2 separate regions of the Homo sapiens genome follow, and region 1 is linked to region 2. Evidence: chromatin loops called from intact Hi-C (ENCODE). Cell type or tissue: heart right ventricle. All regions are shown on one strand. Links, peaks and the distances in the headings refer to the core of each region. The heading gives the core; the rest is flanking DNA.

The links. Hi-C counts contacts between places; a loop is a spot of excess contacts. Peaks named below come from ENCODE experiments on the same cell type or tissue, not always from the same donor. Only the 100,000 strongest peaks of a DNase experiment are listed, where the experiment ranks them.
Region 1: it touches region 2 in a loop (3-fold over the local background); 8 of 110 quality-filtered maps call a loop at or near these places.

Annotation. Positions count from the first base shown.
Region 1 is chr9:99,563,586-99,566,502 of GRCh38, reverse strand. No RefSeq gene overlaps it. Among named protein-coding and RNA genes, the nearest start is that of NAMA, 190 kb to the right of the region's middle. In heart right ventricle, for the core only: no CTCF peak of the experiment used is centred there; a DNase peak (open chromatin) is centred at 1,100.
Region 2 is chr9:99,444,248-99,447,164 of GRCh38, reverse strand. The region is part of intron 2 of LOC107987011 (a long non-coding RNA gene); the gene reads left to right. Among named protein-coding and RNA genes, the nearest start is that of NAMA, 70 kb to the right of the region's middle. In heart right ventricle, for the core only: no CTCF peak of the experiment used is centred there; a DNase peak (open chromatin) is centred at 1,654; H3K27ac peaks cover 1,756 bases.

The DNA.
Region 1 (2,917 bases), core at 103-2,602, 120 kb before region 2:
TTGTTTAACATCTTCTCCTCCCTCTAGATAAAAGCAGGTATTTCCTGCCTTGATTACTGTGGCACTTGCCACAGCAATCAAGAAAAGTACCTGGAAAAGTACCCAGCACCTAATAGTAACTGAATATATATGTGTAGAATGAATAAGTGTATGCTTTGGGAAAATTGCTTTGATGGCAATTTAGGAAACAGACTAGGAGAGAAGAATTCTATGCTTTCAAATGTTCTCTCTGACTAGAGTTGCAGTATAGATTGGCCTCTTGGAACACCAGACCTTGTAGGATGTTTGATGAGGTGAAGAATCCAGGATGAGCATAGCTGAGAAGTGACTTAGGAGATTTTTTTCACTGATACCAACAGGTGGGCTTCTTTTCCTGTGCTGATGCCAGAGTAGTTAAAATGTGGCCAAAATAGAGTTCTGTATTTGGATTGCTGACACTACAAGTGTGTGAAAGTGGAATTAGATACTTTTCCTGTGGTGGCTCCTGACCCTCAAATCATGGACAATCACAGAGGGGACAGTCATGTTCTGAGAGCACCATCTGGCAAGGAAGGAGTGAGGGGAATTAGCCAGTGTTGGGGTGGCTTTGCTTCCCTAGTCAGAGGTCCTTTTGGCTGGCCTAGTGGTGGATAATGTGGGGACAATTCTTTTCTTTCCATCTCTTCATTATTGCACAAAAGAGCACACAGATCTTCACAGAAAAGAGGTTAGCCAGGCTCCGTAACTCGAGGATTCTTCTTTCTCTCTTTATCCCAGAGCCCGAGTTCTCTTCCATGCTTTTCAAAGCATGGAAATAGAAAGGATGCTTAGAAAAGTAGATAAAAAGAAAACAGAATAGAAATCTCCTGCACCTGCCAACTTCTTCCCCTGAGTTCTATGTTATGCAGAATTTTTATTCAGTGAAAATATTTTTTTTTTCAGGACAAATAAACATCCACTCCAGTGGCAATTATCCCCTCTCCTTTTTTAGACTTTACGGAGTGATTTGAATTCTTAGGGTTTTCTTTCATTGTGCAGACTGAGAAATTGTAAACCTCACAATCGAGAGAGCTGCATGATCCGAACGAGTAGGCAAACCAGGCTCGGGGAGCTGGCACGGTCCCCACGGATCCACGTGGAAGCTGAGCCTTGCCAGTCTGCATGGACATTCCCCTCTCTAAAAGCCATAAGACATTCTGCTTGGAAGCACTACATAGTAGAAAAATGTGGATATAGAAGTCAGGAAACCTGGAATGTGGTTCTCACTAGCTAGGTGAACTTGGGCAATCTATTTAGGTTTTCTGAGCCAAGCTTTTTCTATCATAAAATGGGGGTAATAATACATCCCTCCCCTAAGTACAATGTTGTTTTGAGAATTAAGTGTACTTGTGAAAGTGCTTAGGAAACTGTGAAGACCTCTGGATATCTTAGTCACTATTTTTTAGTTTGTCAAATCAAACTCTTAATCTAGAATGGATAAATCTATTCACAGTGAATGTTCACTCATTAGACAGACTGATGGATAATGACTTGGGATTCTGGATTCAGACCAGGAGACAGAAATAAACCCACTCTTGATGATGTTTTAGAGCCTCTCTAATTTAATATGACTTAATCTGCACATTTATAGTATAGAACTTGAGTATTAGATAGGGCTAAAAATGTAGCTGTTGGGATTTAGTGAGAAAAGCTGGTTTTATCCACTCAACATTTACTCAATACGTTTTCTGGGTGCAGGTAGTGTTTATATCAGCACTTGGCACTTGTTAAGTACTCAGTAAATTCCTACTACTACTACTACTATTATTATTATTGCTATTTTCCATGCCTTGGGCTGGGCTTTGGGGTTGTAAATATGCAAACCATGGTCTCTCTCCTCTAGGAGCTCTGAGTCTAGTCAAGGAGGTAGATTTGTAAGCTGACAACAGAAAAATGAAACAAGTGGGGACAGTCAGAAACTGTCTTGAGTTAGCCTGTTTGAGTTTTACTCTGCTATTTATTAGCTAGGTGACTTAACCTTTCAAGCTTCATTTCCCTCATGTGTAAAATGGAAGAATAATTACATTGATTCTAAGGAATTACTTGATGAGTGAAATTAGATAATAATTCAGTCATTTATTTATCAAATACTCATTGAATGTTGTTGTTGGCAGACACAGATAATACATTTCCCAGAGATGTCCATGTCGTAATCCTCAGAATTTGTGGTGATGTTAGGTTACACGACAAAGGGGAATTAAGGTTGTTGATGGAATTAAGGCTGCTAATCAGCTGGCCTTAAAGTAGGGAGATTATCCTGGATTATCTGAGTGGGCCCAATGTCATCACAAAAGTCTTTAAAAGTGAAAGAGGGAAGCAGGAGAAGTCAGAGGTAGAGAGAGTTTTGAAGATGCTGTGCTGCTAGCGTTGAAGATGGAGAAACAATGCCATGAACCAAAGAATGCAGGCTGCCTCTAGAAGCTGCAAAAGGCAAGGAAACTTTCCCCTCCTGCAGCTTCCAGGAAAAATAATGAAGCCCCACCCGCACCTTGATTCTAGCCCACTGAGACCCATTTTGAATTTTTGACCTCCAGAGCTGTATGATCATCAATGCATGTTGTTTAATCCAGTAAGTTTGTAGTGATTATTACAGCAGCAACAGGAAACTGACACAAGTGTCCACCATGTGCCACCAGCCTCTGTTCTAGGTGCTGGGGCTAACCAGATGGACACACACATACTCTCTCTCTCTCTCTCTGTCTCTCAAAAGAGCAGAGAGAGCGCTTACATTTCAGAAAAATAAGTAAATGGATGAATATGAGTCAGAGGCTGATAAATGCTGTGAAAAAAATATTAAATCAAGGTAAGGGAGCTACGGAATAAAAGAGATTATGATTTTTCATAGCGGTGGTCAAGGATAGCCTTCATAATGCAATGACATTTGAACAGAGAAAGCTGA
Region 2 (2,917 bases), core at 235-2,734:
TTAGAAATTACTCAAAATTCATAATGTGGCCAGGGTGCAGTGGCTCATGCCTGTAATCCCAGCACTTTGGGAGGCCAAGGTGGGTGAATCACCTGAGGTCAGGAGTTTGAGACCAGCCTGGCCAACATGGTGAAACCCCGTCTCTACTAAAAATACAAAAATTAGCTGGGTGTGGTGCTGGGTACCTGTAATCCAGCTACTCAAGACACTGAGGCAGCAGAATTGCTTGAACCCCGGAGGTGGAGGTTGCAGTGAGCAGAGATTGTGCCATTGTACTCCAGCCTGAGTGACAAGAGTGAAACTCCATCCCCGCCTCCACCAAAAAAAAAAAAAAAAAAAAAATTCATAATGTGGTTGAGACCCTTCTCTAGTATTGACAAGTGTTGTTATGCGCCCCATTTAAAAATTGTTCATGTGATAATTTCACTTGTTTTCTTAGGGGAGCCTAATGTTTCTATACATTGCAATATTTTCCCTCCATCCCTTATGCCCATATTTCAGCTTTTGACACCTGCTCCTGGTCTCTCAGTTGTGGCCTCATCAGATGTTCTTCTTTGGCTCTTTGGATTCAAATCCACATGTGGCTCCTTGTTCAGCCCAGCTTCCTAATGCCAGGATGAGCTGCTCTTGAGGGGAAAGTCCTCAGCCAACCACATTTCAGTGACCCCTTTAACTGGATATTTCTGTCTTGGCTTCCATTCAGGGTTGGAAAGTTTGGACAGATCTCAATAGTTTATTGGGATCTCCGTTTTTCTTACATTTTGGATAAAATCTTTATTTGACATAGATCTTAATCCTTTATTGGCTTCAATTATTTATCCCTTATCTGTTCTCTTTCCTTTTTTTAAATGAAAGTGTTCAACTGAGTTTTCAGATGCTTTGTGACCTAAAAGGGACTGGGATCTGGTAGGAATCAAAGTTAATTTAGAATCTGAAAGCTCATGCCTATATTTCCTTGGCAGAATTGAAAGTGACTAAAAGATTCTGTCAGTGTGATTCAACCCAGCTATTTTGTAAAGCCCCGGGCATGGGTAATGATGGGGGCGGACACCCAGAAATAGCAGCCTCGTCTATCATGGATGCAACTTATCAAAGGCCACAGTCAATGAACAAACCCGCTCTACTTATGTCTACTTCTGCTAGAGTCAAGACATGCCCACAGATAAGGAGGGAGTTTTCTCAGGATAAGGTCAGAGTGAAACAACCTCCATCAGAGGAAAAGCTGATTCCTAAGAAGGGGGAAAAACAAGCTAATGTTTTATGTAAAAGACAAAACTGGAAGGTATTGGGCCCTATATATAGCTGCTTCTCTGTTAGAATTGCCCCAGAGTTATGCTGGGATTCCAAGAAGAAGTGATTCACCCATTCCGGTAGCCTCAGGGCTCTGGACCAATGGTCAAGGCGGGAATGTGATGAGTGATCAAGCACTCTGTAGCACCTTGCTTCTCTCTCAGGGCTTTGGCTGCATTCCCAACATAGGCATCTGAATATATGATAGAGAAAGATGTCTTCTGAACACCAAAGGACTGCTCTGTTCAGCTGGCCAGGAGAAACAGCTATTTGGCGTGTAAGGAGGACAGTGATGGGGGAGCTGATCTGAGCTGGGGCAGCTGATGTGACATCAGCTTTGGCAGGGGAGGTGCTGACAGCAGTGGTTGGGACATGGAATTGTGTTGACAGAAGTTGAATCAGCAGACACCAGAGCAGCAGGCAGGAGCTTGCATGAGTTGTCCCAGATACAACATTCCTCTCCCTGTGAACGTCCAACATGCATAATGTCTAGCTAGTACTAGAGTAAAGACAAATCGATGCCACCCACTACCAATGGAGGAAACCAGCAGCTGGCTCTCTAGCTTCGCTGCTTGCAAACTGCCTTTCAGAACCCAGCCATTCATAAGTAGTAGAATTTCTGTGTTCAGGCACACACACACAAAAAAAGGAACTACTGGCATTTTCATTACAGGTAGTCATTCATTTGGCAGCCACCATTTCTTTAAATGTAAGATACTTCTGATTGTAAGATACACAATTATTTCACCCACACTAGGAAAGAAAAATGCTGCCAAATAAACTATGACATATGAATGATTGAAAGATGGATCCTGATTTCAAATTTGTAAAAATAGGAAAAAATATGCATCTTTGAGCTGGTAAAACACAGTGTGCATCAGGCACTGGGCTAGGCATTGAACATAGGGCTGCAGACCAGATAGATATCAAGTCTGGCCTCAAGCAACGTATAGTCTGGTGGGATGATGGATGTTGACAAAGCAATTACAAGTGTGTTGCAGGGCCTGGAAGAGCATGGGGTCTTCTCCAAGGAAGTGACATGAAAGCTGAGACCTGATGGGGAGCAGGAGTTAGCTAGGTGAGGGTAAAGGTAGAATTTTCCAGGCAGAGGAATTAGAATGTGCAAAGGTTCTGAAATGGGAAAGTGTTAGTGTGAGCAAGGACAAGAGTGACTGGAAGCAGAGTCAGGCAGGGCCAAATCCTGCGAAGCCTCTGGCCCATGTTAAAGAATTGGGTTAATCTAAGAGCATGAGAGGCCACAGAGAGGGTTTAAGCAAGCGTGAAACAAGATCAGATCGTGTTTTTTAAAAAATCACTTTACTTGCAGTGTTGACGTGAGAGGAGCATAAGAACAGGTGCATGGAGATCAGCTAGGAGGTTTTTGAGACAATTCAGAGAAGAGAGGATAATGGTTTGTAATAGGTGCTGGCAGTAAGAATGGAAAGAAATGAGGCTGTAGCATACTTCAAAAAGGCCAACAATTTCTGTGATTTGTATGTCTGATTTTTTTTTTTTGTGGGAGCATGGGGTGGGAAAGATTCAATTGGTATCCAAAAAATATATATATATATGGACTAAAGAAAATTATCGCTGCAGACTGGAGCCAGCTTTTGATTTTCCAGTGTTA